Linked DNA regions of Homo sapiens: region 1 is linked to region 2. A link is an interaction called in ENCODE POLR2A ChIA-PET data of the cell type or tissue named here. Cell type or tissue: OCI-LY7. All regions are shown on one strand. Links, peaks and the distances in the headings refer to the core of each region. The heading gives the core; the rest is flanking DNA. Region 1 has its middle 8.6 kb from the start of MIR4751. Region 2 holds the start of ZNF473-AS1 (ZNF473 antisense RNA 1).

The links. Peaks named below come from ENCODE experiments on the same cell type or tissue, not always from the same donor. Only the 100,000 strongest peaks of a DNase experiment are listed, where the experiment ranks them.
Region 1: POLR2A ChIA-PET joins it to region 2 with 10 read pairs; 3 of 35 experiments call an interaction of 5 or more read pairs at or near these places.

The regions. Positions count from the first base shown.
Region 1 is chr19:49,934,358-49,948,893 of GRCh38, reverse strand. No RefSeq gene overlaps it. Among named protein-coding and RNA genes, the nearest start is that of MIR4751, 8.6 kb to the right of the region's middle. In OCI-LY7, for the core only: a CTCF peak has its summit at 8,487; no DNase peak of the experiment used is centred there.
Region 2 is chr19:50,039,388-50,054,799 of GRCh38, reverse strand. ZNF473 (zinc finger protein 473) reads right to left here. Exons shown (of 5, transcript NM_015428.4): 4 at 12,981-13,070; 5 at 6,024-10,130. The coding sequence ends at 7,741. ZNF473-AS1 (ZNF473 antisense RNA 1) reads left to right here and starts at 10,111. Exons shown (of 2, transcript XR_007067295.1): 1 at 10,111-10,168; 2 at 11,926-13,778. It overlaps ZNF473CR (ZNF473 cis regulating lncRNA), which reads right to left and starts at 4,211. Exons shown (of 5, transcript NR_138096.1): 1 at 3,606-4,211. RefSeq lists enhancers at 3,244-3,924, 3,956-4,165. In OCI-LY7, for the core only: CTCF peaks have their summits at 7,523 and 7,734 (motif pointing left); a DNase peak (open chromatin) is centred at 7,739.

The DNA.
Region 1 (14,536 bases), core at 1,570-9,569, 100 kb after region 2:
TAAAATAAAGCATCCAGGCTGGGTGCAGTGGCTCACACCTGTAATCCCAGCACTTTGGGAGGCCAAGGCAGGCAGATCACATGAGGTCAGGAGTTCAAGACCAGCCTGGCCAACATGGTGAAACCCCATCTCTACCAAAAATACAAAAATTAGCCAGATGTAGTGGTGCACACCTGTAGACCCAGCTACTCAGGAGGCTGAGGCACGAGAATCACTTGAACTCAGGAGGCAGAGGTTGCAGCGAGCTGAGATTGCACCACTGCACCCCAGCCTGGGCAACAGAGTGAGGCTCTGTCTCAAAAATAAATAAATAAGGCCGGGCACAGTAGCTCACACCTGTAATCCCAGCACTTTGGGAGGCCAAGGCAGGTGGATCACGAGATCAGGAGATTGAGGCCATCTTGGCCAACATGGTGAAACCCCATCTCTACTAAAAATACAAGAAAATTAGCTGGGCATGGTGGTGCGCACCTGTAATCTGAGCTACTCAGGAGGCTGAGGCAGGAGAATCGCTTGAACCCAAGAGGCAGAGGTTGCAGTGAGCCGAGATTGCACCACTGCACTCCAGCCTGGGCAACAGAGTGAGGCTCTATCTCAAAAATAAATAAATAAAGTATCCCACAGAGGCGTGTGTGCAGCGAGTCCCTCGCCTGAGTCACACTTTTTCTTAGGGGAGCCCACTAGGTATAAAGTTCTGACCATCCTGACCCTGATGGTGGCCTCTGCAGGGCAGTTCCAGCCTCAGAAGTCTCTGAAGTCTCAGCTGACGCTGGGGTTGGTCTGTGTCTCAGCTCGTTTCTCCCTGTGCCCCACTTGCTTCCTTCTCCTCCACTCTAAAGGGTTTTTTTTTTCTTTTTCCAGATTTTTGAGGCATAACTGAAAGATAAAAATTGAGTATATTTACCATGAACATCATGATGTTTTGATATTTGTATACATTCTGAAATGAGCACTACCTGTTCCATCACCTTCATAGGTCTCTCTCCTTTTTTTTTTTTTTTTTTAAGACCAAGTCTCGCTCCGTCACCCAGGCTGGAGTGCAATGGCACGATCTCAGCTCACTGCAACCTCCACCTCCCGGGTTTCAAGCGATTCTCCTGCCTCAGCCTCTCGAGTAGCTGGGATTACAGTCGCGTGCCAGCATGCCTGGCTAATTTTTGTATTTCTAGTAGAGTCAGGATTTCACCATGTTGGCCAGGCTAATCTCGAACTCCTGACCTCAGGTGATCTGCCCCTTTCGGCCTCTCAAAGTGCTGGGATTACAGGCATGAGCCACCATGCCCAGCCACCTCCACAGTTCTCTTTGGGTGTGTGTGTGGCAGAAACACTTAAGATGTACTCTGTTAACAAATTTCAAGTATGCGATACAGTATTGTTAACTGTAGTCACCATGCTGTACAGTAGACTCCCAGAACTGATTGTTGGTTGGTTGGTTGTTGAGACAGGGTCTTGCTCTGCTACCCAGGCTGGAGTGCAGTGGCACTGCAGCTCACTGCAGCTCACTGCAGCCTCAATCTCCTGGGCTCAAGTGATCCTCCCACTAAAGCCTCCTAAGTAGCTAGAACCACAGGCACATGCCATCACACCCAGGTAATTATTTATTTATTTATTTATTTTGTAGAAACGGGATCTCACGGCAGGGTGCGGTGCCTCACGCCTGTAATCATGCCATCACTACTAAAAATACAAAAATTAGCAGGGCCTGGTAGTGGGTGCCTATAATCCCAGCTACTAGGGAGGCTGAGGCAGGAGAAATACTTAAACCCGGGGGGCCGAGGCTGCAGTGAGCTGAGATCGCGCCATTGCACTCCAGCCTGGACGCCAAAAGCAAAACTCTGTCTCAAAAAAAGAAAAGAAAAGAAAGAAACGAGATCTCACTATGTTGCCCAGGCTGGTCTCAAAGTCCTGGCCTCAAGCAGTCCTCCCGCCTCAGCCTCCAAAAGTGCTAAGATTACAGGTGTGAGCCACCATGCCGGGCTGACCCCATCTTGTAAATGCAAGTTTCTACCCTTTGACCGACATCTGTCTGTTTTTCTCCCCTCCTAGCCCCCAGCAACCACGGTTCTAATTCTACTTTGTTTCCATGAGTTTTGTGGCAGGAGAATAGGGGATTAGAGGAACAGGGGTTCAGCAGGTGCAGCCAGTTCCTACAGGCAGGAGAGCAGCAGGTGTGGCTTACAGGTCACGTCTTCCCTGGTGATAACAAGCCACATCAGCCTCTGATTGACTGCGGGCCGGGTCTCCACTACGGCCACTGATTGGTCCTGAGCCAATCCTTCATAGCATCTAACCAATTGGAAGCCTCTGAAGGGCGTCTAGGGGTGTTGCCGGGTTCCTTCTAGCTTATTACAAACCTTAATTGGGGAGGCTCTTGAGCTGCTGGCTCGATCCCGCTCCCACTCTGAATTGTCTTCAATAAATCTGTGCTTTTCTATTCACAATAGCAAAGACCTGGAATCAACCCAAATGCCCATCAATGATAGACTGGATAAAGAAAATGTGGTGGGCTGGGTGCAGTGGCTCACGCCTGTAATCCCAGAACTTTGGGAGGCCGAGGCAGGTGGATCACGAGGTCAAGAGATGGAGATTATCCTGGCCAACATGGTGAGACCCCGTCTCTACTAAAAATACAAAAAAGCAGGGTGTGGTGGCGGGTGCCTGTAGTCCCAGCTACTCGGGAGGCTGAGGCAGGAGAATCACTTGAACCCGGAAGGCAGACGTTGCAGTGGGCCAAGATTACGCCACTGCACTCCAGCCTGGGCAACAGAGTAAGACTCTGTCTCAAAAAAAAAAAAAAAAAAAAGAAAAAGAAAAAGAAAATGGTGCATATACACCATGGAATACTATGCAGCCAGAAAAAAGGATGATCATGTCCTTTGCAGGGACATGGATGGAGCCGGAAGCCATTATCCTCAGCAAACTAACACAGGAACAGAAAGCCAAACACCACATGTTCTCACTTATAAGTAGGAGCTGAACAATGAGAACACATGGACACAGGAAGGGGAAAAACCCACACTGGGGCCTGTCAAGGGGCCGGGGGAGGGACGGGATTAGGAAAAACAGCTAATGCATGCTGGGCTTAATACCTAGGTGATGGGTTGATAGGTGCAGCAAACCACCATGGCACACGTTTACCTATGTAACAAAGCTGCACGTCCTGCACATGTACCCCAGAACTTAAAAAAAATCTGTGCTTTTGTTACTCCATTCTTCTGCTGGTTTTTCCCTCCTTGCATTTTCTTTTGTTACTTGATTTGTGCATTTTGTTCAATTCTTTGTTCAACACGCCAAGAACCTGGACAACTCTCTAGTGACAGTTTGACTTCTGTGGATTCCACGCATCCGTGAGATAGCACGGTATTTGTCTACGTCTGATTTAGAGTTAACTCTGTTGTTGCAAATGGCAGGATTTCTTTATCTTATGGCTGAGTAGTATTCAACTGTATTATGCATGTTTTGTGTGTCTATGTGTGTGTACAGCTGACCTTTGAACAGCACAAGTTTACACTGGGTTATACACAGATTTTCTTCCTCTTCTGCCACCCCTGAGACAGCAAAATGAGTCTCTCCTCTTCCTCTTCCTCCTCAGCCTACTCAATGTGGAAACAATGAGGATAAAGATTTTTTTTTTTTTTTTTTGAGACAGAGTCTCGCTCTGTCGCCCAGGCTGGAGTGCAGTGGTGCGATCTCGGCTCACTGCAAGCTCCGCCTCCCGGGTTCACGCCATTCTCCTGCCTCAGCCTCCCTAGTAGCTGGGACTACAGGCGCCCGCCACCACGCCCGGCTAATTTTTTATATCTTTAGTAGAGACGGGGTTTCACCATGTTAGCCAGGATGGTCTCAATCTCCTGACCTCGTGATCCACCCGCCTGGGCCTCCCAAAGTGCTGGGATTACAGGCATGAGCCACCGCACCCAGCCTGAGAGGATTTTCTTATAAAAGAAATAGATAAATTGATAGACATTTAGGTTGATTCCGTATCTTTACTGTTATGAATAGTGGTGTAATCTACATGGAGGTGCAGGTATCCTTTTGATATATTGACTTCCTTTCTTTTGGATACATACCCAGTAGTGGGATTGCTGACTCATATGGTAGTTCTAGGTTTAGTTTTTGAAGAAATCGCCATACTCTTCTCATAATGACTACACTAATTTGCATTTCCACCAACAGTGTAGAAGAGTTCCCTTTTCTGGCTGGTCGCGGTGGCTCACGCCTGTAATCCCAGCCCTTTGGGAGGCTGAGGCAGGCAGATCACCTGAGGTCAGGAGTTTGAGACCAGCCTGACCAATATGGAGAAACCCTGTCTCTACTGAAAATACAAAATTAGCCGGGCGTGGTGGCGCATGCCTGTAATCCCAGCTACTCAGGAGGCTGAGGCAGGAGAAGCGCTTGAACCCGGGAGGCGAAGGTTGCGGTGAGCCAAGATGGTGCCATTGCACTCCAGCCTGGGCAACAAGAGTGAACTCTGTCTCAAAAAAAAAAAAAAAAAAGAAGAGTTCACTTTTCTGGGATGGAATCTTTCCAGGCATGTTATTTTTTGTCTTTTTTATAATAGCCATTCTAACCAGGGTAGGATGATATCTCACTGTGGTTTTTATTTGCATTTCTCCGATGATTAGGGATTAGAATATTTTTTCATATTCCTGTTGGCCATTTGTATGTCTTCTTTTTTTGTTTGTTTAAGATGGAGTCTCACTCTGTCACCCAGGCTGGAGTGCAATGGTGTGATCTCGGCACACTGCAACCTCCACCTCCCAGGTTCAAGCGAGTCTCCTGCCTTGACCCCCTGGGTAGCTAGGACTACAGGCATGCACCACCATGCCCAGCTAATTTTTTAATATATATTTTTAGTAGAGACAGGGTTTCACCATGTTGGCCAGGCTGGTCTCGAACTCCTGACCTCAGGTGATCCGCCTGCCTCGGCCTCCCAAAGTGCTGGGATTACAGGCATGAACCACCATGCCCGACCATTATGTTTTATTTTTAGAAATATCTATTCATGTCCTTTGCCTGCTTTTTAATGTGGTTGTTCTTTTGCTGTTGAGTTGTTTGCATTCCTTGTATATTCTGGATATTAGTCCTTGGTCAGATGAATAATTTGCAAGTATTGTCTCCCATTCAACATACTGTCTGTTCATTCCATTGGCTGTTTCCTTTTCTGCGAAGAAGCTTTTGGTTTAATGTAGTCCCATCTGTCTATTTTTGTTTTTGTTGCCTGTTCTTTTGAAGTCTTAACCATAAAATCTTTGCCTAGACCAATGTCTTGGATAATTTTTCCTATGTTTCATTTTAGTAGTTTTATACTTTCAGGTCTCACGCTTAAGTTTCTATTCCATTTTGAGTCGGTTTTTGTATATGGTGAGAGATGGGGGTCTAATTTCATTCTTCTGCATATGGATACCCAGTTTTCTCAGCACCATCTATTGAAGAGGATGTCTTTTTCCCAATGTAAGTTCTTGGCACCTTCGTTGAAAATCAGTTGGCTGTAAATATGTGGGTTTATTTCTGGGTTCTCTGTTCTGTTCCCCTGGTCTATGTGTCTGTTTTTATAGCAACACCATGCTGTTGTGGTTATTATAGCTTTATAATACATTCTGAAGTCAAGTAGTGTGGTGCCTCCAGCTTTGTTCTTTTTGCCCAGGATTGCTCTGGTTATTCAAGCTTTTTTGGTTCCATACGAATTTTAGGATTGCTTTTCCTAAATTGTCATTGGTTTCTTGCTAGGGATTGCATTCAATCCATAGGTTGCTCTGGGTAGTAATGTTATCTTAACAATATTCTTCCAATCCATGAGTACAAGATGCCTTTCCATTCGTTTGCATCTTCAGCTTCTTTCATCAGTGTTTTGTAGTTTTTCTTGTCAAAGTCTTTCATTTCCTTAGTTAAATTTATTCCTAAGTTTCTTCTTCTTTTTCTTTTTTTTTTTTTTGTAGCTATTGTAAATGGGATTGCTTTCTTGATTTCTTTTTCAGCCAGTTCATTATTGGTGTATAGGTTTGCTACTGATTTTTGTATGTTGATTTTGTATCCTGCCACAATTGGTTTATCAGACCTAAAAGTTTTCTGATGAAGTTTTTCTAAGTATAAGATCATGCAATCTGCAAATAAGGACTATTTGACTTCCTGTTTTCCAATTTGGATACCTTTTGTTTCATTATCTTGTCTGATTGTTCTGGCTAGGGCTTCTGGTACTATGTTTAATAGGAGTGGTAGAGGTAGACTTCCTTGTCTTATTCTAGTTCTTTGAGAAAAGGTTTTCAGCTTTTCCCCATTCAGTATAACGTTCGTTGTGAGTTTGTCATAGATGGCCTTTATTGTGTTGAGATATGTTCCTTCTATGCCTAGAGACTTGAAAGTTTTTCGGTTTTGGGTTTTTTTTTGTTTTGTTTTGTTTTTTGAGACAGTCTTGCTCCATCACCCAGGCTGGAGTGCAGTGGCACGATCTTGGCTCACTGCAAGCTCCGCCTCCCGGGTTCATGCCATTCTCCTGCCTCAGCCTCCTGAGTAGCTGGGACTACAGGTGCCCGCCAGCACGCCCAGCTAATTTTTTTGTATTTTTAGCCAGGATGGTCTCGACCTCCTGACCTCGTGATCCGCCCACCTCGGCCTCCCAAAGTGCTGGGATTACAGGCATGAGTCGCCACGCCCAGGCTGTTTGTTTGTTTTTTGAGACAGAGTCTCACTCTGTTACTCAGGCTGGAGAGCAGTGGCACAATCTCGGCTTACTGCAACCTCCGCCTCCTGGGTTCAAGTGATTCCCCTGCCTCAGCTTCCTAAGTAGCTGGGATTACTGGCGCCCACCACTATGCCCGGCTAAGTTTTGTATTTTTAGTAGAGACAGGGTTTCGCTATGTTAACCAGGCTGGTGTTGAACTCCTGACTTTAGATGATCCACCCGCCTCGGCCTCCCAAAGTGCTGGGATTACAGGCATGAGCCACCATGCCCAGACCTCACTGAAATTCTTTAATAGCAATATTTTGAATCCTTTTTCTGGCTGTAGGGACTAGCCCCACAGGGTCAGTGGGTTTTTCTCCCCGTGTGCGGAGACAAGAGATTGTAGAAATAAAGACACAAGACAAAGATTAAAAAAAAGACAGCTGGGCCCGGGGGACCACTACCACCAAGACGTGGAGACCCGTAGTGGCCCCGAATGTCTGGCTGTGCTGTTATTTATTGGATACAAAGCAAAAGGGGCAGGGTAAAGAGTGTGAGTCATCTCCAGTGATAGGTAAGGTCACATGGGTCACGTGTCCACTGGACAGGGGGCCCTTCCCTGCCTGGCAGCCAAGGCAGAGAGAGAGAGGAGAAAGAGAGAGAGACAGCTTATGCCATTATTTCTGCATATCAGACTTTTAGTACTTTCACTAATTTTGCTATTGCTATCTAGAAGGCAGAGCCAGGTGTACAGGATGGAACATGAAGGTGGACTAGGAGCTGAAGCACAGCATCACAGGGAGATGGTTAGGCCTCCGGATAACTGCAGGCGAGCCTGACTGATGTCAGGCCCTCCACAAGAGGTGGAGGAGTAGAGTCTTCTCTAAACTCCCCCGGGGAAAGAGAGACTCCCTTTCCTGGTCCGCTAAGTAGCGGGTGGTTTTCCTTGACACTGAGGCTACCACTAGACCACTGTCCGCTTAGCAACAGGCGTGTTCCCAGACGCTGGCGTTACCGCTAGACCAAGGAGGCCTCTAATGGCCCTGTCCGGGCATAACAGAAGGCTCGCACTCTTGTCTTCTGGTCACTTCACACTATGTCCCCTCAGCTCCTATCTCTGTATGGCCTGGTTTTTCCTAGGTTATGATTGTAGAGCGAGGATTATTATAATATTGGAATAAGGAGTAATTGCTACAAACTAATGATTAATGATATTCATATGTAATCATGTCTGTGATCTAGATCTAGTATAACTCTTGTTGTTTTATATATTTTACTATACTGGAACAGCTCGTGCCCTCGGTCTCTTGCCTCGGCACCTGGGTGGCTTGCCGCCCACACTGGCACTTTATAAATTTCTTTTCATTGGAATTTGTTGTGTGAGCATTATCACACTCCTTTGGAGGTTTCATATTTTCTTGCTTTTTCAAGTCTCTTATGTCCCTACATTGATTTTTGCGCGTCTGGTGTAACAGTCACTTCTTCCCATTTTTTGGATTGGCTTTCATAACGGAAGACTTTTTCATGAAGACATCGTATCTGTGGTGTTCACTGGGTAATGCTCTTCAGCTTTGATTCTAGCGTGCAGTCATGTAGTCTCTATGATTTTTTCAGCTACAAACAGCATTAGTAGTGTCTGACTTCCTCAGTGGCTTAGGATGTGGTTGTCACTGGAGGCTGTATTGAGACTTTGCTGGGGATGGGATGCCAGGTGGGTCAATCCTTGGCCTCCAGTGGTGACAGAGGCAGGCTGAGCATACCTATCCTTTGGCCTTTGGGGGTATACACAAGTACTGGTGTTAACAGGTCCAGATGGGCCAATTCATGAACCTCCACGTGGCTCACTTTGGTGCCAGCAGGGGCAGCAGTCAGCAAGGATGATGAGTGGGTCCTTGGGTCCCTGGGCTGCATGCATGGCATGATGGTGGCAGTGGCAATGGTGGGACAATCCTTAACTTCCCAGGCAGCAAACACTGGTGTTACCAGTGGCTGAGATGGGCTAGGTGGGTGATGCATGTCAGTGTGTGCCAGTGGTGATGGTGGCAGCAGGCTGGGTAGACCCATCCTCAGACCCCCAGGAGGAGTATATAGATACCAGTGGTGGCAGATGGGCAGGGCAATGCCAGGGCCCTAGGCAGCATGCTTGGGCATTGTGGGGAGCAGTGCCTGACTGGGTGGGCCCGTCCTCAGGCCCTGTGGTGGTGCACGTGGGTGCAGGTGGTGAACAGGCTGAGGCAATCCCTTGGCTGCTATGTGGCATGCTTGGGTGTTAGTGGTAGTGGCAGTTGTCGGCAAGGAGATCCTGTCCTCAGGGCATGTACAAATGTGCATGGCACTGCTGCTGGTGCAGGGGCAGGACTGCTGTCAATGGCAGCAGCCCCAGGCATGCAGCTCTCAGGCTCTGGGAAATACATGCTTTGGCCCCTGGTGAGGTGTCGGTAGTGGCCGTGGCCGTGGTGGCAGTCCTTTGTTTATTTTAGCCTATATTTTTTTTTTTTTTTTTTTGAGACAGAGTCTCACTCTGGCCCAGGCTGGAGTGCAGTGGTGCAATCTCGGCCCACTGCAAGCTCCGCCTCCCAGGTTCACACCATTCTCCTGCCTCCGCCTCTCGAGTAGCTAGGAGTACAGGCGCCTGCCCCCACACCCAGCTAACTTTTTTTTTTTTTTAATTTTAGTAGAGACACAGTTTCACCATGTTAGCAAGGATGGTCTCAATCTCCTGACCTCGTGATCCGCCCACCTCAGCCTCCCAAAGTGCTGGGATTACAGGCGTGAGCCACTGCGCCCAGCCTTAATTTTTTTTTTATTTTTTATTTTTGTTAAGACAGAGTCTTGCTCTGTCACCCAGGCTAGCATGCAATGGCACAATCTTGGTTCACTGCAACCTCTGCCCCCTGGGTTCAAGTGATTCTCCTACTTCAGCCTCCCAAGTAGCTGGGATTACAGGCATACACCACCACACCCAGCTAATTTTTGTATTGTTTGTAGAGACAGGGTTTCGCCATGTTGCCCAAGATGGTCTCGAAATCCTGGACTCAAGTGATCCTCCCACCTTGGCCTCCCAAAGTGCTGGGATTACAGGCGTGAGCCACCGCGCCCGGCCTCCTTCACTTGCTTTCACTTTACTCTGCTGGCTCACTCTTGAATTCTTTTCTGCACGAAGCCAACAACTCATGTGGCCTCCCAGGCTGAATCCCAATTTGGGGGTTCACCCTGTGACATTACAGTGACTTATTTATTTAATCTAGCTATTCTCCTGACCCAGGCAGAAACAGAGTTTCATTCGAGTCCCAGCACTGATGCCAACAGGGGGCCAATGTCCTCTGCGGGAGGATTTCACTCGGGGCTTGAGCAGCTATCCCAAGGGAGCTGGCTCCACTTCCACCCCAAGCAAGCAAGCACAAGGCCGAGGGAAGGCCATCTGGGCTGGGAGTCAGACCACTGGACTCAACTTGGAGATCTTCCTGCAGAAAAAAAAAAAAAAAATGTGGGCTTGGTGATTCACTACCCTGTTCTTGTCCTTGGTTTTCTCTTCTGTAAAATAAGAAATTTTTTTTGAGACAGGGTCTCACTCTGTCACCCAGGCTGGAGTGCAGTGGTGTGATCTCATCTCACTGCAACCTCCGCCTCCCGGGTTCAAGCGATTCTCCTGCCTCAGCCTCCTGAATAGCTGGGATTACAGGCGCATGCCACCACGCCTGGCTAATTTTTGTATTTTTAGTAGAGACGGGGTTTCACCATGTTGGCCAGGCTGGTCTCGAACTCCTGACCTTAGGTGATCCGCCCGCCTCGGCCTCCCGAAGTGCTGGGATTACAGGTGTGAGTGACTGCGCCCAGCCTAAAATGGGAATTTTTAACAACGGGTTCGACAAACATGCACCATCCCTTCTGAGCGCTTTGCATGTATTAACTTACGCAATGCCCGGAACCCTATGAAGTGGCTGCTGTTATCACTGCCATTTTATAGTGGAGGGAACCAAGGCACAGCGAGGCCAAGCACTATTCCCAAGGTCACACAGCCAGCAGGTGGCCGGGCGGGGCTCTATCCCGTGCTGTCAGGCACCAGAGAGACTCGGCTCTTCGGCCCCAGGCCGGAGCCTCCCTGCACTGACGGGATCGCGAATGGGGTTTGTGTGTGTCCTCCCCACTGGGATGCGAGCTCCGGGGGCGGGGACCCCTTCTGGCGCGGGAGGCATTTAATGAGCTCTCTGGAGAAAGAGAGTCTTAGGAGAGCCAATTCCCTTCTTAGCCGCCTAAAACCCCCTGCAGGGGTCTGCTTTGTGAACTGTATTCGAAGTCAGGGCTTCTAGTCCCCGTAAACCGACCAGAAGGAAATCACCGGCTTGGACGGTCTGAGTCTGGGATGGAGCAAAACCCACTCCCGGCGGGGTACGCGCGCCACCTGGCGGCAGACTCCTGCTAAGACAAACTCCGCCCAGAGGCCAGAAATGATTGGTTTTGGAAGCGTGGGGTCTGCAAACCGGCTATTGTCTGAAAATCAGTATGTCAAGCTGGGGGGAGCCTACCAGTGGCTTTCAAACTTTTCTGACCATGACTCACAGTAAGAAATCATTTCGCGCCCGGCGCGGTGGGTCACACCTATAGTCCCAGCAGTTTGGAAGGCTGAGGTGGGCGGATCACGTGAGGTCAGGAGTCGAGACCAGCCTGGCCAACATGGTGAAACCCCGTCTCTACTAAAAATACAAAAATTATCTGGACTTGGTGGTGTGCACCTGTGGTCCCAGCTACTCAGGAGGCTGAGGCCGGAGAATCGCTTGAACTCGGGAGACAGAGGTTGCAGTGAGCCAAGATCGCGCCACTACACTCCAGCCTGGGCCACAGAGTAAGACTCTGTCTGAAAAAAAAAAAAACAGACTTATACTCATTTCCCCACTTCATGGAATTGCAAGCATTCAATGAATACAAATACAAAACACATCAGAAGGCAGAAGTGGGAAGTAACTGCTTAACGGGGATGAGGTTTTCTTTTGGAGTGATAGAAGTGATTAGGAAAGAGAGGCAGTAGTTGCACAGAACCGCGAATGTACTAAATGCCACTGTTCTATGAAATGTTCCCTGTAAAATGGTTTTCTATTATATGAATTTCACCTCAATTAAAAAAATCATACTTGGTGAGGAGACTTTATTTAGAGACTCAGTCTGGCTATGTCACCCAGACGCAATCATGGCTCACTGCAGCCTTGAGGAAAGAAACTTTATTTGAAAGGATTTTTTTAAGGTGGGAAAGGGACTATTGCTATAAAGGTGAGGACATTGCAATAGGGAGAAGCAAAAGATTTGCAAGTGAGACAAGAATTGGGCAGGTTTTTTTCCTTTTTTTTTTTTTTTGAGACAGAATCTCACTCTGTCGCCAGGCTGCAGTGCAGTGGTGCAATCTCAGCTCACTGTCGTGCCATCATGCACGGCTAATTTGTAATTTTTTTGTAGAGATGGGGTCTTGCTATGTTGCCCAGGCTGCTCTGGAATTCCAGAACTCAAGGGATCCTCCTCAGCCTCCCAAAGTGCTGGCACCACAGGCGCAGGCCATGTGCACAGCCAAAGACTTTTTCTTTTATGGGGAGGAGTAAACAAGGTTAGAAAGAACCAGCTGTGGGAAAATAAGATGCAAGGGCTATTGTACAGGACAATCGACCAGGGAATGTTTTATTCTTCTCAGGAGAGGTGCTTAAGGAGGGGCTGTATTCTGGCTGAGGCTGTGGATGGACTGAAATTCAGAGGCCTGGCAGTGAGGAGAGTAAGTTAGGTTAAACAAGCATTTTGTTTCAATTGATCACTGGGGACAAAACAGTTCAGTTAATCATGTACGAGACAACGAAATGGGAATTTGGAGGGTCTATGTCTGCCCTTGTCTTAGACAAGGGGTTCATCCTCAAGTCTTATCTAAGTCATATACGGAAGGGTGGTTCTTCTCAGTAAGCCATCTCCTGGAATGCAAAAAAGCGGGAGGATTTCTTTTTTGTTGTTAGTTTTTTTTAACTTTTTGTAGAGACAGGGTCGTGCTATGTTGCCCAGGTTGTTCTCAAGCTCCTGGGCTCAAACGATCCTCCCACTTTGGCCTCCCAAAGTGTAGGGATTACAGGGGTCAGCCACTACACCTGGGCCGGAAAAGTGGGGGGATTTCTTCACTGTCGCTGTTGTCCACACACGCAAGGCTCCGGTAAAATTCCGCACTGTTGCAAAGAAAGATGCTTTGCTGCTGGGTGGAGAACTTTTTTTTTCTTTTTTCTTTTATTTATGTATTTATTTATTATTATTTTTTGAGACAGTCTTGCTCTGTTGCCCAGGCTGGAGTGCAGTGGCACGATCTCGGCTCAATGCAACCTCTGCCTCCTGAGTTCAAGCAATTCTCCTGCCTCAGCCTCCTGAGTAGCTGGGACCACAAGTGTGCACCACCATGCCCAGCTAATTTTTGTATTTTTCATAGAGACGGGGTTTCACCATGTTGGCCAGGATGGTCTCCATTGCTTGACCTCGTGATCCACCCACCTCAGCCTCCCAAAGTGCTGGGATTACAGGCATGAGCCACTGTGCCCAGTCTTTTTTTTTTTTTTTTTAACAGGTTCTTGCTTTGTCACCCAGGCTGGAGTGCAATGGCACAAACATGGCTCACTGCAGCCTCAACCTTTGGGTTCAAGCAATCCCCCCGCCTCAGCCTCCTGAGTACCTGGAACTACAGACTACAGGTTCATGCCACCACGCCCAGCTAATTTTCTTTCTTTTCTTTTTCTTTTCTTTTTTTTTTTTTTTTGAGACAGAGCCTTGCTCTGTTGCCCAGGCTGGAGTGTAATGGTGTGATCTCAGCTCACTGCAACCTCTGCCTCCTGGGTTCAAGCCATTCTCCTGCCTCAGCCTCCCAGGTAGCTGGGACTACAGGCATGCGCCACCATGCCTGGCTAATTTTTTTTGTATTTTTAGTAGATGAGGTTTCACCATGCTGGCCAGGCTGGTCTTGAACTCCTGACCTCAAATGATTCGCCCGCCTCGGCCTCCCAAAGTGCTGGGATTACAGACGTTGAGCCAAGGCGCCCGGCCCCACCTAATTTTTTTTTTGTAGAGACAGCATCTTGCTATGTTGCCAAGGCTGGTCCCCAACTTCTGGCCTCAAGCGATCCTCCTGCCTCAGCCTCCCAAGTATGTAGGACTACAGGTGCACACCACCTCACCCACTAATTTTTTTTCTTTTTTTTTTTTTGAGATGGAGTTCCACTCTTGTTGCTGAGGCTGGAATGCAATGGTGCGATCTCAGCTCACTGCAACCTCCGCCTCCCAGGTTTAGGGGATTCTCCTGCCTGAGCCTCCCAAGTAGCTGGGATTACAGGCGCCCACCACCATGCCTGGCTAATTTTGTATTTTTAGTAGAAACAGGGTTTCACCATGTTAGTCAGGCTGGTCTCGAACTCCTGACCTCAGGTGATCCACCCACCTTGGCCTCCCAAAGTGCTGGGATTACAAGCGTAAGCCACAGCACCCAGCCATTTTCTTAAAAATTATTTTTTGTAGAGATGAGGTCTCATTATGTTATCCAGGCTGATTTCCACCTTCTGGGCTCAAGCAATTCACCTGGCAAAGCCTCCCAAAGTGCTGGGATTGCAGGCGTGAGCCACTGCACCCACCCTGTTATCTTTATTACTGTCTTTTTCTTTTTTTTTTGAGATGGAGTATTGCTCTGTCGCCCAGGCTGGAGTGCAGTGGCGCAATCTAGGCTCACTGCAAGCTCTGCCTCCTAGGTTGAAGTGATTCTCCTGCCTCAGCCTCCCGAGTAGCTGGGACCACAGGCGCCCGCCACCACACCCGGCTAATTTTTCATATTTTTAGTAAAGACAGGGTTTCACCGTGTTAGCCAGGATGGTCTCA
Region 2 (15,412 bases), core at 4,348-12,347:
AGCCTGGGCAACGAGAGCAAAATCCATCTCAAAAAAAAAACTTCATTCCAAAGATTTCATACTTTTTCTATAAATAAGAAATCTCCCTTTCTGTTTTTATGAAACTGACTTTATATGTATATATATTCACATATGTATGGTATATATGGCATAACCACATGCAAACATAATTTTAAGAAGTTACTTTTCTCACTTGATATAATGTGGATACTTTCCCATGATAATGCAAAATATATACATATTGTACATATTACACAAAAATATATACATGCATAGGTATCTTCATTTTTCACAGCTGTGTAATATTTCATGCTAGGGTTTCTTTAATTTGTTTAACCAATCCCTGTTAATGGATATTTAAGTTGCTTTCATTTTCTTTTCCATCATTGGATATTTATTATTTGACATATGTACAAAATGAATTCCTACAAGTATACTTGTGGGATCACAGAACACCTACATTTAAATTTTTCATAGTTATTTCTAAATAGTCCTCCAAAAGGGGTGAAACAATTTGCACAACTCCTGGAAGTGTATATGAGTGCCTATTTCTCTGTTCTTTACTTCCTTCCCAAATACTTGGTGTTAGTCATTTTTTAAAGCAATTTTAATCTGATAGGTAAAAATGTCCTCTTGGTTGTGAGATTATCTTTTTATGTATTTATTGATGTTTTCTATTCTGTGAATTGCCTATTTATGTATTTTGCCCATTTTTAATTGAGAAGCCTTTTTGTATTGATTTATAACGGCAAGTCCTTATATATTACGCATATTAACACTTTGGTATATAAGTGACTAATATTTTCTCCCAGTTTCTCTTCAATTTTGTTTATGTTTGTTATACAGAGTTTTTAAATTTTTAGGTATTTTAATCTATCTGTATTTTCCTTTATAGTTTTTGGATCTACTATCATGCTAACAAAGGCCTTCTTCACCCCGAAGATTATGAAAAAAAAGTTCTGCTATATTTTATTCTAGTACTTTTACGATTTTTTTCACAATTAAAACTTTGATCCATCAGGATTTTTTTTTTTTTTTGAGACGGAGTCTCGCTCTGTCACCCAGGCTGGAGTGCAGTGGCGCAATCTCGGCTCACTGCAAGCTCCACCTCCTGGGTTCACGCCATTCTCCTGCCTCAGCCCCCCAAGTAGCTGGGACTACAGGTGCCTGCCACCACGCCCGGCTAATTTTTTGTATTTTTAGTAGAGATGGGGTTTCACCGTGTTAGCCAGGATGGTCTCAATCTCCTGACCTCGTGATCTGCCTGCCTCGACCTCCCAAAGTGCTGGGATTACAGGCGTGAGCCACCGTGCCCGGCTGTTGATCCATCTGGATTTTTAAATAATTTCTGGTATAAGATAGAGATTCATTTCCAGCCAAGAGTATTCTGTTTGTTTAAGGAAGAAAGGGAATTTATTAGCCTATGTAATTGAACAGTTTTGCCTTCAGGAACAGATGGATCCAGGTGTTTAAGAGACATGTCAGTAATCTGGTCACTCCTCTTAGCTCAGCTTCCTTTTTGGTTAGTTTCATTTTCTGGCAGGTTCTCCCCCCATGGTGGCAAGGTGACCACGAGCAGCTCCAGGCTTATCTCCTATCACCTTAGAAACCTAAACAGAAAGAAGGCATGTTTTTCCTATCCCTCTCTCCCACTCAGTATCTCTCAACTCTCCCTTCAAATGTTGAACTTGACCACCTCTCACACAGTTCAAACAAGAATGATAATTTACTGGCTTGAGTAGCTAAAAGCATCAAAAGCAAGACACTCATCTTGTTTATGCTAGCACATCAGGATGCCTTCAGCTGTGACTAAAAGAAAACCCCAACTCAAATTGTCACAAACACCAGGAAGAAGAAATGTACATTTAGGGCAGATTCCAGCTGCAATTCATAGTATTCCTCTACATTTCTCTTGAGGTTGATATTATTTATATTATTTCACATTATGTTCTCAAAGAATTATGTTTCTTGATCCCACAGTCCCTCCTTCATTCCCATCTCAGCCCCTGCCTGTTTACTTCACAGCACTTTTTTTTTTTTTTTTTTTTTGAGACAGAGTCTCATTCTGTGGCCCAGGCTGGAGTGCGGTGGTGTGATCTCGGCTCACTACAACCTCTGCCTTCCAGGTTCAAGTGATTCCCCTGCCTCAGCCTCCTGAGTAACTGGGATTACAGGCGCCCGCCACCACGCCTGGCTAATTTTGTCTTTTTAGTAGAGACGGGGTTTCACCATGTTTCCCAGGCTGGTCTCGAACTCCTGGCCTTAAGTGATCCACTCGCCTTGGCCTCCCAAAGTGCTGGGATTGCAGGTGTGAGCCACCACACCCAGCCTACTTCACAGCACTTATAATTTCCAATCATGTCTCATGGTTACTGCCTGCCCTCTGTCTTTCCCCGCTGTATCCCTAGCGTCTGCCCAGTATACAGTAAGGTTCTCAGCAAACATCACCAACTGACTGACTGATTTACTTCCTCAAAGGCTGAAGACATTCCTCTCCCTACCAGCAGGGTAGGAGAACGGCAGTTTCCTCACACCCTCGTTGAGACTTTTAATTTTGGCCAGATCTATAGATATAGTATATTTTCCCTTCTCTTCCTGGCGACCTCCTGCTCATCCCTCAAAGCCTTTTTCAAAGGCCGCCTCATGGGACAGGAGCAGTGGCTCATGCCTATAATCCCAGCACTTGAGGGGGAGGCAGGTGGATCACCTGAGGTCAGGAGTTGGCGACCAGCCTTGGGCAGCATGGTGAAACCCCTACTGTTGGGAACGAGGTTTTTGGTGTCGCAAAAAAAAAAAAAAAAAAAAAAGAATTAATGCGGGAACAAATGATCTCTCAGCAAGGTGAGCTTTACTTCCTGCAGAAAGGGTGCTACTCAATAGCTGTCCAGCCACGAGACCCCGCCAAACTAAGGAGACAGAGTTATTATAACCTGATGTGTCTACCCTACTGCTGTGTCCAGTTTCCATTGGCTGGAATAGGACCTCACATTTTACACTTTACCCGATTGGCTATTAGTTTAAAACTTTTTTAACTGGGTAAGGGGAACAGAACAAAGAAAAGGAAGTTGCCCAGGGGATAGTTAAGGATGCTTCCTTAACTATGCACTATGTCCTGGGGCTTGTCTAGTTCTGTCCAGGCATGCCGGAGCAAGCTAGGACAGCTGATTTGGAATATATAATAGTGGATAGCAATCTTATACTAAGAAATTGTGACTTTTTATAATCTTTGAAGAATAACTTTCCCATTTTTCACACTACTAAAAATACAAAAGATTATCCAGGCATGGTGGCGGGCGCCTGTAATCCCAGCCACTCGGGAGGCTGAGGCAGGAGAATCGCTTGAACCCGGAAGGCGGAGGTTGCAGTGAGCCGAGATCGTGCCACTGTGCTCCAGCCTGGGCAACAGAGCGAGACCCCGTCTTGAAAAAATAAAAGTAAAAAACAAACAAACAATAAAAAAATAGTCTCCCTTTGAGAAATCTTCCCTCACATCAACTATTTCAGTCCCACCCAGCCCGGTTTTTCCTTCCTTGTGCTCTAATATTCGTTTTCCACCAAGTTTTACGACCCGATCACGCTGTTTGTCCAGCACCCATACTGCTTACGGGCTCCGGTAATGGGCAGCTCCAGCCTGCGGCGTAGACAGTTGCCATGGAGAAAGACAGGCGTTTCCAGAGTTGACGGTTGCCGTGGAGACAAAAGCCGCCCGCACGCAGTGGGGGCGGGGCTTACAGAACGTATTTTGCGATTGATCCACAGGAAATAGACGCAGCTGCGTGGATCGCCTTCTCCACCCCACATACTGAAGCCAGAATAAGCCACGACTTCGTGTGCTCCACGCGAGGGCCGCCTGACGCCAGAGTTTCTCCCGCATCTGCCATCAGAGGACCGTCGCCCTCAGGAGCCCGAGCTCCCGCGGTACTCTGGGAAGGGTAGTTCATCAGGGAGTCTGACAGGCGCGGAAGTATCCGTGGGGCCGGGGCAGCGTCGCCACCAACGTGGGGATGCTGGTGGGGAGCAAGCTTCGCGTGGGAGGCCGATCCGAGGTCCAAGCCCCCATTTGCCAGGTCCTTGAGGGCCCCACTGTCTAGTGACATTCATCACTTGCCCTCCCCATTTTGGGCCCATTTTGGCCTGAAAAGTGGCCCCGAGCAGTTGGGGATTTAGGCCACCGAGAGGAATAGGGGCTTGAGAATCTGACGGCAGCCTGTGAGGCTGCAGGGGTGGGGACGGGTTTAGAGGCAGCGGGGGTGGGGTTAGGGCGTGGCCAGGAGCCGAGTCAGCACAAGGATTGGCTGGAGTAGGCGGGGAAGGGAGGTGGTTATTAGAGAACTGAACCCAGGAGGCCGGCGTGGGCGGAACCTGCTGATGCTCGTTTTGAGAATCCTTACACTGAGTATCATTCTTGAGTCCACTGAAGAAACTGAGGCTCAGAGAGGGCAGTGGACCCTTAAGTTCAGTAATTCATTAGAAGGGCTCACAAAACTCAGCAAAGCTGTTATACTTGATTGCATTTACTACAGCTAAAGAATAGAGATTAAAACCAGCAATGGGAAAAGGTGCATAGGATGGAGTCTAGGAGAGACCAAGCGTGAGCTTCCAGGTGTCCTCTGCCAGTAAAGTCATATGGAAAGCATTTAACGCACTCAGCAATGATGTGTGACCGCACACAAAGTGTTGCCAGAGAAGCTCACCCACGCCGTGGTACCCAGGGTTATGGGGTTGGTTATGTTGACAGGGCTGATCACCCTGACTGACCTTAGTCTCCAGCCCTTCCAGAAGTCAAGCTGGAATTTAGCTGGGGTATCAGTTCCGACAAGGGGTCCCCATCTCTGAAATGTTGGGGGAGACCTTGGCCCTAGAGAAGACTTTGCTGCTGCTTTATACCTTGACCTCGTTTGAGCTTGTCTTTGCATCAGCCTCAGAGGTGTTGGGTTTTGCCATCTTAGCCTTGCTTGGTTTAGGCTCCTGTAGCTCATTTCTTTTTCCAATCACATCTTTTTCCTTTATTCAGAGACAGGGTCTTGTTCTGTCGCCCAAGCTGGAGTGCAGTGGCATGATCACAGCCTACTGTAGCCTCAACCTCCCAGGCTCACGATTCTCCCACTTCAGCCTCCCTAGTAGCTTGACTGCAGGCGTGTACCACCACACCCGGCTGTTTGTATTCTTTGTAGACACAGGATTTCACCATGCTGCCCAGGCTGGTCTCAAACTCCTGAGCTCAAGCAATCCACCCACCTCAGCCTCCCAAAGTGCTGGGATTACAGGCATGAGCCACCACACCCAGCCTACCACACAAACTTTAAAATGTTTTAAATTTATCTAAACTTAAACTTTTATCTAAATTTAAACTTTAAATGTTTTTAAATTGTAAAAATATACATAAAATTTGCCATTTTAATCATTTTTAAGTGATCAGTGGCCACTACCCAGCTAATTTGCATATTTCTTTCGTAGAGACAGGGTTTCATCACGTTGTTGAGGCTGGTCTCGAACTCCTGGGCTCAAGTCATCTTCCCACCTAGGCCTCCCAAAGTGCTGGGATTACAGGCATGAACCACCACACTCGGCCCTATCAGCTCAGTTTATAAAAAAAAAAAACTTTCTATTACTACCATGAGCAGGAACTAGTATCTCTTGTCACTTGTCACTAAAGGAAAAAGGTGGGGACAAAAATTAAAGTATAAACAAAGTTATATGTATTACTGGATGCTAATTAGAAACACTCCCCAAGCCTGGGGCCTGACATGTCTGTGAAGAGTGAACTGCAGGCTGCCTGTGCTCTCTCCTTGGTTACTTAGGCCCACACACAGACTGAAAAGTGTTGTTTGATGATGCATCTGAGGACCAGCTGAACTTGTGTGCCTCCTCAGTGGCGCATGCCCCGCCCAGACAGTGGGAAAACTGAGCTGCTCCCTCTTACTGATCGCCACCAGAAGCCCTCCCCAGCAAAGACGTGAGGCCTGGCAGGCAGGGACTGATGCGTGGCTGCATGGCAGCAGGCTGAGAGAAGGAACCAATGCTTTTAGACTCAAAACTTTAATCAGAGAACCAACAAATATGCACACACGGAGGGCGTTTCTACCTTGGCCTGCAGCAACACAGGTGACTGATTTACAGACTGCCCCCACACCCAATGGCTGCCAGTTTTCCATAGAGTCCCTATTGTGTCACAGCCCTGCAACACTTTGTACACTCTTTTGGTATACAACATGCCCATCTCCCCGACAAGACAGAGCTCCAGAGGACGGGAACCATGTGCGAGAAGTTAAATGTTGCAACCATTTGAAAAACAGTGTAAGGCCCCAATGGTTAGCCAACAGGTTCCCAGTTTCAACTAAGTTTAACAAACTTAACCAGCAGAACTCCAGGTGCAAGAGTTGAAAAGCCCAAGGGTGCAGAGCACTCACTCCCTCACCATTTTCAGCACCTAAAATATGAAAGGTATTCAAAGTATGTGTCCAGTGCTTTTCATAAGACTACTGTGTTTCAGCAAAGGTGTGACTGAGCCACTTAGTGGCAGGGAACAAACACCCAGAGCTGACAAGACACTGGTAGGGAACTGGTTGTGTGGTTCCATCTCACTGGACTCTCCAACAATCCTTGGTGATCCCAGAACTTCCTGTGACATGAGGGAATGTGGCATTTTCAAGATGTCACTTGTCAACTAACAGCAATCGTCGATGAAAATGGGTTCATTTCTGATTCCAGAAGCTTCAGAGCAGTAGTGCATAGTGTATGGATACTACCCGCCCCCGAGCCTAGCAAATTGCCTGGTGAGCGGCCATCCTGGATAAATGGTGAATGATGACATCCCAGTGGTCACTTCCACACACCACAGGTTTGACCCCTAAGTATGTCTTCCATATGGGTTGTTTCATATGCGGTTAACACCCTGATCAATGCAGCTTTCCTGATGGAATCCAGCTGTGTTTTGGTGTCAACTCCCATGAAAAATTGGGTGTCTTATTGCATAACCAACACTGTTAAATGGAGGAAGGTCATAGGAAGAGGGAGCATGTGTTTGTGGGATAGGGAGTCCTCTTTAAGTGAGAAGCTTGGGAGGTTAGGAGTGGAAGGTTGTAGCTAGTTGAGGTGAAGAGTTTACATGTTCTTTTTGGCTTTCTGGGGCTTAAGAAAAAAACCAGGAGAGATAAAGGGACAAAAAAGGCCAGGCACTTAAGAAGAGTAAAGTGCTGGAGAAAAACTGTAAAAAAGGAAAACTTAAATTAAAAGCGATACATTGTAAGAACATTAACTACAGTAAACACAGATTACTAATTCCTTTCTTGTAACACAAGTATATTTGTGCTATAGCTGATGTGTATTTGTGGCTTACACTTGGTGAGCCCTCATGTGCTGGCCATCAGTTCTAAGTGCTTCACATTTATTTATTTAATCCTCAGAAAAGCCCTCTGAGGTAGGTGATGCCCATTTTACAGATAAGGACACCGAGGCCCTGAGAGATTTTTCTGACCTTCCCAAGGTCACTTAGGTAGTAGATGGCAGAGGTGGGATTTAACTCAAGGTAGACTGGCTCCAGAGCCTACCTCTGAATCCTGACGTTGTACAGCTTCTCCACTTTTGTGTTTTCATTGTTATAATGAAAAACATGCGCACAAACTTTCTAATCAATCTTTAGATGCATTTATTTGGAGAGAAACTTGCAATGGGATAGTTTCCAACTTTCAACATCCGAGTAACGGTCTCATATTCTGGGACTCTGCTGCCACCCAATGGCTACAGGCAGTATTGCTGCTTGTTGTGTACACGCTGATGGCGGCTGAGGCTCGAGTGGCACCGAAAGGCTTTCTGGCAACGTTGACACTGATAAAGTGTCTCCTGGGTGTGAACTCTCAGGTGCTGGTTGAGATGGGCACTGAGGACAAAAGCTTTGCCACACACATTACAGGAGTAAGGCTTCTCCCCTGTGTGAATTCTCTGGTGCTGTGTTAGATTTGCTTTCTGGGCAAAGGCTTTCCCACATTCACCACATCTGTAGGGCTTCTCCCCAGTGTGAACTCTCCGGTGAATAGAAAGGCATGAGCTCTGGGTGAAGGCTTTCCCGCATTCCTGACAAACATAAGGCTTTTCTCCAGTGTGAATTCTCTGGTGGCGGACAAGCTCAGCACTCAGGCCGAAGGCCTTCCCGCAGTAATCACATACATAGGGCTTCTCACCTGAGTGAATTCTCTGATGCTTAGAAAGGCATGAGCTCTGACGGAACGTTTTCCCGCATTCGTTACACACCAACGGCTTCTTTCTGGCATGAGTTCGCTCATGCTGAACAAGGTAGTTTCTCTGGGTGAAGACTCTGTCACACTTACTACATTTAAAGGGATTCTCTCCAGCGTGAATTAACTGATGTTTTGAGAGGTGTGCACTGTGGCTGAAGGTCTTTCCGCATTCGTTACATTTAAAAGGGTGCTCCTTTGTGTGGAAGGACTGAAGTTTGATAAGGGAGGCACTGCTGATGGCTTTCCCTTGCTCACCCCATTTATACAGCCTCACTCTAGAGTGGATTCTTTGATGGTGAATGAGCCGAGTACTTTGGCCAAAGGCTTTCCCACACTGGTCACATTCAAAGGGCTTCACTCCCCTGGTGTGAATCCTCTCGTGCTGAGTTAGGTATTTGCTGCAGCTAAAGGTTTTCTCACATTTGTTACACTTAAAGCACTTCTCTTTCTGTTCTGGGTTCTGATCCAAGATCTTCCCACTCACAAAAAATCCTTGTTTTTCTCTGGCGTGAACACTCTCGTGGCACTTCAGGGTTGAGCCGCAAATGAAGCGTTCTCCGCACTCCTGACATTCATATGGGGTTTTGACAGTGTGCATTTTCTGGTGTTGCACAAGGCGATTGTTATCGCTGAAAGTCTCCTTGCATTCAGCACAGCTATAGGGCTTTTCTGCGGTGTGAATGGCCTGATGTCGCATCAGATGTGAGGGCCGGCTGAAACTCCTGACGCATTCCTGACATTTGTGGGGTCTGTAGCCTGTATGAATTCGCCGATGTTCATTAAGGTGAGTGTGCCGGTGGAAGGCCTTCCCACACTCACTGCATTTGTAAGGCTTCTCTCCACTGTGAACCCTCTGATGGATCTTTAGGGTAGAGTTATGCCTGAAGGATTTCCCACGTTCGTTACACTTATAAGGCTCCTCTCCAGCATGAAGAGCCTGGTGTTCAATGAGCAGCGAACTGTGCCTAAAAATCTTCCCACACTCCTGACACTCAGAGGTAGTTTTTGCAGCGTGAGTTTTCTGATGTTGGATGAGGTGTTTTCTCAAGTTGAAGGTCGCCTGGCACTTGGAACACTCATAGCGTTTCCGAGTGTGGATCTTCTGGTGCCGAGTAAGGTGGAAGATCCGGGTAAAAGCCTTGCCGCATTCGTTACAGTTGTAGGACTTACTATCTGTGTGAGTTTTCTGATGCTCACCAGGCTGTGTGTCATGACTGGGTGGGTGGTCACTATCTTGACTCTTACATGGTTTTTCTCCAGTGTGAGTTTTCTGATGCCACAGGTATGTACTCTGACTAAAAGTTGTCCCATATTCATTACACACATAGAATTTGTAGCCCGTGTGAGTTTTCGGATACACAGAAAGGGAAGCATTCCGGTCAAAACCTTGCTCACACTCTTGATGGACAGTGGGTTTCTCCCTAGTATGAGTGATCCAGTGCTGGGTAAGACGGTAACTCCCACTGAAGCTTTTCCCACATTCACTACATTGATATGGTTTCTCCCCTTCCTGAACAGAATCCTGCTGGCTGTGGTCGGAGTAGGAGAAAAACTCACCCCTATATTCCTTAGACTTAGCTGGTGTGAGGGTCTTTTCAGAAACATTATGCACCATGGAATCTTCTCCCGTGGAAACGGTGGACACAGGACTGAGTCCTCTCTTTAATTCATGACTCTTGCATTCCGTGGGACTTTCCCCGTTGGTGGCAATATCAGACCTCAGAAGACTTTCTGGATCGCCTAGCAAACTATCTAACCAGGTGTCCTCTATACAGGCTTCTCCGAAATTGGAGTTCCAGAAGCCATCCTTGGATAACATCTCTATAATCTCCTGGGAGAATCCTTCTTCGAAGAAATCCTCCATCAGAGGAGAGTTCTTGGTCTCAGTCACATCTGAAAGAGCAAGTGCAAATGTCTCCTGTTCACTAAGGGTGAGAACACAGACAAGAGCAAGTAGGGGTGATAGATCTTGAGTCCAGCCTATCCATCAAGGGACCCAAAGGGGTGACCCATGTGGAACTGGCATCACAGAAAACAGACAGAGCCCATTCCCAGGAGGGTCAAGAAGGGAGTTGGGAAACCATAGGGTTCAACGAGGAGGGAGATTCTACCATTACCTTCACACCTAAGTGACTGACCAAGTTCCCTAAAAAATCGCCTGGACTCACCTGCTTCTACTCTCCACTCTATCCTGTACTGTCACCAAAATCTTCCTCCTCATATCCTGCATCCTCTATCCCAGACAACACCCCGCTCTCCCCACACCACCATCCATCCAGTTCTCCATGCTAGAATCCTGGGAGTCAACCTCCTCCCTACCTCCCTCAACTTGGCACTATTTTCATTTGGTCTCTATCGAAATGTCTCAACTCCCTTCCTCTCCTCTCTTTATCACTGACTCAGCATCTGACCCCAGGCTGCTCATTGGTCTCCTGTTTGTCTGTCTCTCTCTCTCTCTAGTCTTCCACACTAGCCCTAAAGGGCTTTGTAGTTAATGGATCTGACTATATCACTCCTCTGATTAAACCCTTCCATGGCTTCCTGCCTGGAGAAAAGAAATGAGTGTATTAGCCCAGTGTTCTTTGTGCTGACCTCATAGAACTCTTGCGGTTCCCTAAATCCACCAGACTTTCTCCTCTGTGCCTTTAATGGTCCCTCATGCTGGATGGCACTTCCTGGACTAACTCCTCTAAGTCTTTTAATACCCAGCTTATCACCCTTCTCTGAAAGGCTTCCCTGACAACCCCATCCCCATTCTGCTTTAAGTCCCCTGCCCTGTATTCTCTGAAAACCAGCTGAGCACTGACCATCCTCTACCATAACAGGTTATGAAAGGGTCTGACCCCTGACCCTTACCAGAAGGTAAGTTCTTTAATGGGGACCTTCCACTGCTCATCCATCCACTGCCACAGAGGCGGCCACGAGAAAGATTCACAGGACAGAGTAATTCCCATTCATGGTATGCTTGTTCACAGGCAGGAGTGCCTCAGGCACTCTGTTACACTCGACAACCTCCTGTAAGGTAGGCACGTTTCTGCTTTCTTACAGGTAAGTGAGCAGAAGACTGAGGATTTGAACCCCTCTGACTATATATATATATATATATATATATATTTTTTTTTTTTTTTTTGGAGACTGAGTCTTGCCCTGTTGCCCAGGCTGAAGTGCTGCACGATCTCAGCTCAACGCAACCTCTGCCTCCTGGGTTCAAGTGATTCTCCTGCCTCAGCCTCCCGAGTAGCTGGGACTGCAGGTGCCCTCCACCACGCCCAGCTAATTTTTGTATTTTTAGTAGAGACAGAGTTTCAGCATGTTGGCCAGGCTGGTCTCGAACTCCTGACCTCAAGTGACCGGCCTGCCTCGCCCTCCCAAAGTGCTGGGATTACAGGTATGAGCCACCACGCCTGGCCCCCATATTCTTAACTACCAAGCTGTATGCTCTCTGGGATCCTTCACAAAACATGAATGTCACTGCTCTGCTGTATGCCTCCAGTCTCCCCATCTCTCCTCTCCTCCATCATCATACCTTTTCCAGCCTGTCCCTTGTGCAGTTCTTGGCTCACCATCTGAGTATCTATGAGACTGCTTAAAGTCTCTCTGCCTGGAATTAAAACTTGCAAATGAAAGCCTTCTGAAACCACATCTTGTTCTGAATTGTCACCTTTGCCTCTGCTCATCTCTCCCACAGATATCCAGCTCACTCTCCTCACCACACTTGTGCTCATGTTGTTCCCTCGGCCTCAAATGCACCAACAGACATGTAATAGGCACCCCTTATATGCCAAGCATGATGTCAGGAGCTGGGAATACAGGGTGAATCAGCTAAGCCCTGCTTCCAAGAGCGGCATGCTGTTAAAGGGGAAAGACGCTTATGTGGTAACTATGCAACTCAAGTGTCACTACTAGAGGATATGGAGGTATATTTGTTAGTAAAGGCATGGCTACCTATGTTTGGAAACAGCCAATATGCTGAGGTGACAGAAACAGAAAGCAGAAGTTGTGAGAGCCTGTGCATGAGTTAGTCACCTATGAGGAACACTGATGTGCTGAAGAGGAGGCTGCAGAGGCCTCATGTACACGAGCCTGAGCGTGGTGAGCCAAGAAGGGAGCTGCAGACTGACTGGATGGGGTACAGCCTGAGATTCCTGTGGTCTCTGGTTCAGGGCCCTGCTTCTCATGCTGGGGACGTCTCTACCATGGGTAATACCCCAGGAATCCTCACCACCTAACCTGATCCACCTGGAGGAACCCCGGCTTGGGAGATGGCAGGGCAGATGCTCTTGGCAGCATTCAGGCCTGGGCTTAAGTTACTCCCTGATGTGGCCATCTGCTATGCCCCAGGGATAGGAAGGAAAAATGGGCCTGAAGGAAAGGAGGTAAAAGAAGTAGAATGAGGGTCAACACACTCAGGGAGCACAAGGCAGGAAAGTAGAGAGACCAACTGAGAGAGTGGAGGGCGTACCCTTGTTGAGTCTGGAAGGAAAGAGGAGGAGCTGTGGAGAGGCACCAGGATAACCCTGTGCTGAAGGGCAAGGTAGAGAGACCCCAGAGTGAGGGTCTATAAAAATGTCCTGATCCCCCCAGCTCCCAGGACAAGGGGATGGAAGCCAGCGAGAAGCAGAGTGAAGTCCTGAAGCTGAGCGTTGTAATGTCTCGGTAGACCTGTGGGAAAGCTGGCTGCAGCCTCAGGATGGAGGTCTGGAAGACAGAAGGTACACAAGGGGCCCCTCTCCATCCACTCACCAGGGCTTGTTGCTTCTGGGCTTCCTCCTGCCAGAGGCTCCAGATCTTCACTGCCATCTGGGTGGGAGGTCAGGTTGGGTCTTGGGGGGTCTGCAGGGAGAGAAAAGCATTGTCACCCAACCAGGACATGGAGGACCATCCAGACACTCAGTGAGAACCTCCTGGCTCTCCTGACTTTTCTATGCTTTATCCTGCACGTGGCTCCTGTGTGTGGACGAGGTGCTGCACTGGGCGACTCTGGGGATGCCTGTCCTGTAGGGTTCCCAGTCCAGTGATGGAGAGGGAGCCAAACAATCACAATCCAGGGTGATCAAAGCTGTGACAGCTGGGGCTGGGGATACAAAGGACTTGTGACAGCTCTTTAATGGGCAGGATCTGCCAGGTGGAGAGGCACGTACTTCCTTAGCCATTCATGATTTATTCACTGACCCATGGGCCACACATTGCCTGAGGCCTCCATGGGCCAGGGACAGAAAATGTCAGGGTCCCAGAGCCCAAGCAGTCCTGAGCCATACCCTCCACAAGCTTCCCCAAGGAAGGGAACAGAGTCACCATCCAGGAGGGATACAGGCCACAGCGGAGAAAACGCCACTGCTGTCTTTGAAGACTGAGAAGCCATGAGTCAAGCAATACAGGTGACCTCCAGAAGCTGGCAACGGGCCAGGAAGGACTATCTACGTGCTGGAGCCTCCAGAAGGAACATGGTGGCCCTGCCAACACCTCGCCTCCAGCCCAGCCACATGCATTTGGAACTCCTGGCCTCCAGGACTGTAACATAATAAAAGTGTGCTGGTGGAAGCCACTGTGTTTGTGGTATGTGTAACAGCAGCAATAGGAAACGGATACACTACTCATACATTCACACAAATGGGTGAAGGGGCAGTCGAGGTAAACACACTTCTTACTGTGGGCTGTAGTTTAAAAATTCAAAAAGACACTGAGGTAGGACCTCCCACGAGATGCTTCTTAGCACACACTGGCCAGTCTGGAGAAAGTCTGCCCCAATGTGATGAGATTCTATCAAATGATAGTTTCCACCGTGTGTTATCTTTTACTTCTTTCATCTTTTGGAGTAAATTATTTTTCTGGTTCTTCAAAAAGAAAGAACTGAGGCAACAGAGAGGGAAAATGAGTTAATCAGGTGACACTGATGGGGAGCTGGGGTGATATGGCCTTGGAGCTGCACAGACCTTAGCTGGAGTCTGGGCCCTGCTGCTGTCTCACTGTGTGACACTGGTGTGCAGAAGAGGGCGACACAGCAGGCTGGCTGCTCTCCTGGGAAAAGCCTGCTGGCAAGGCTGGATTTCAGGGGGGTACCCCGTGTCTCCAGAACTGAAGAGACACGCTCCCTGGACCTAAACTGTGCAAACACGGTGGCTTACACCTGCTTTCCTTCTGGGGGGCTGGAATTTTGGAATGTGCCAGGCAGAGGAGCCCACATGACCAGCCCCCAGTAAAAACCCTGGCACTGAGTCTCTGATGAGCTTCCCTGGTGGACAGCATTTCACACGCGATATCACATTCTACAGTATTGCTGGGGGAATTAAGCATGTCCCATGTGACTCCCCTGAGAGAATTCTGGAAGCTTGTGCCTGGCTTCCTTGGACTTTGCCCCATGTACCTCCTCCCTTTGCTGACTGTGCTCTGAATCTTTTCACTGTAGTAAGTCATAGCCATGAGTCTGACTACAGGATGAGTCCTGGGAATCCTAGCCAATCACTGAATCTGTGGGTGCTCCTGGGGACACTGACACAGCTGGGAAGGTGACTGCCACTCTTTTAACCTCAGTTTCAGACCAATCGGCAAAAGAGGGACAACCCAGCTTCTTCATGGGGTGACTGGAGGATTGAACAAGCAAGTCCTAAGAGCTGCTACTCAATCATTCATTAGTTTAGAGCTGTCTGCTGGGCCCTAGAGCAGGTACTGTTCGTTCCAAACACTGGGGACACGCCCTGTCCTCACACAGCTCCCGCTCTGAATGATACAATGGTAGTTAGAACGTGAGGGAGCGACAGACAAGATGAGTAGGAGAGGAGGTATGGAGTTCTAACAGGGTCCCAGGTTAAACTTTAAAAATGTAAGCCCTGAGAGCCGCTTAGGCAGAGGGGAGGGCAACTGGAAGACTTTGAAGTATCAGCTTGAAGAATGACTGACTACAAGTAGGAAAGTGGTGAAGACAAGGCTGGGGAGGCAGATAGGGGCCAGAGCAGGGTTTCCCAGGCTTAGCACTACTGACACTGGCGTGGGCCAATCCTTGGTTGTGGGGCTGTGCTGTGCACTGTAGGATGTGTGGCAGCCTCCCTTGGTTCCACCAGCTAGATGCTAGCGGCACGCTGCGCTGGCCCAAGGAGTAACAATCAAAAATGTCTCCACACATTGCCAATGTCTCCTCGGCCAGCTGAGAACTGCTGGGCTAGGTCATGCTGATTCTG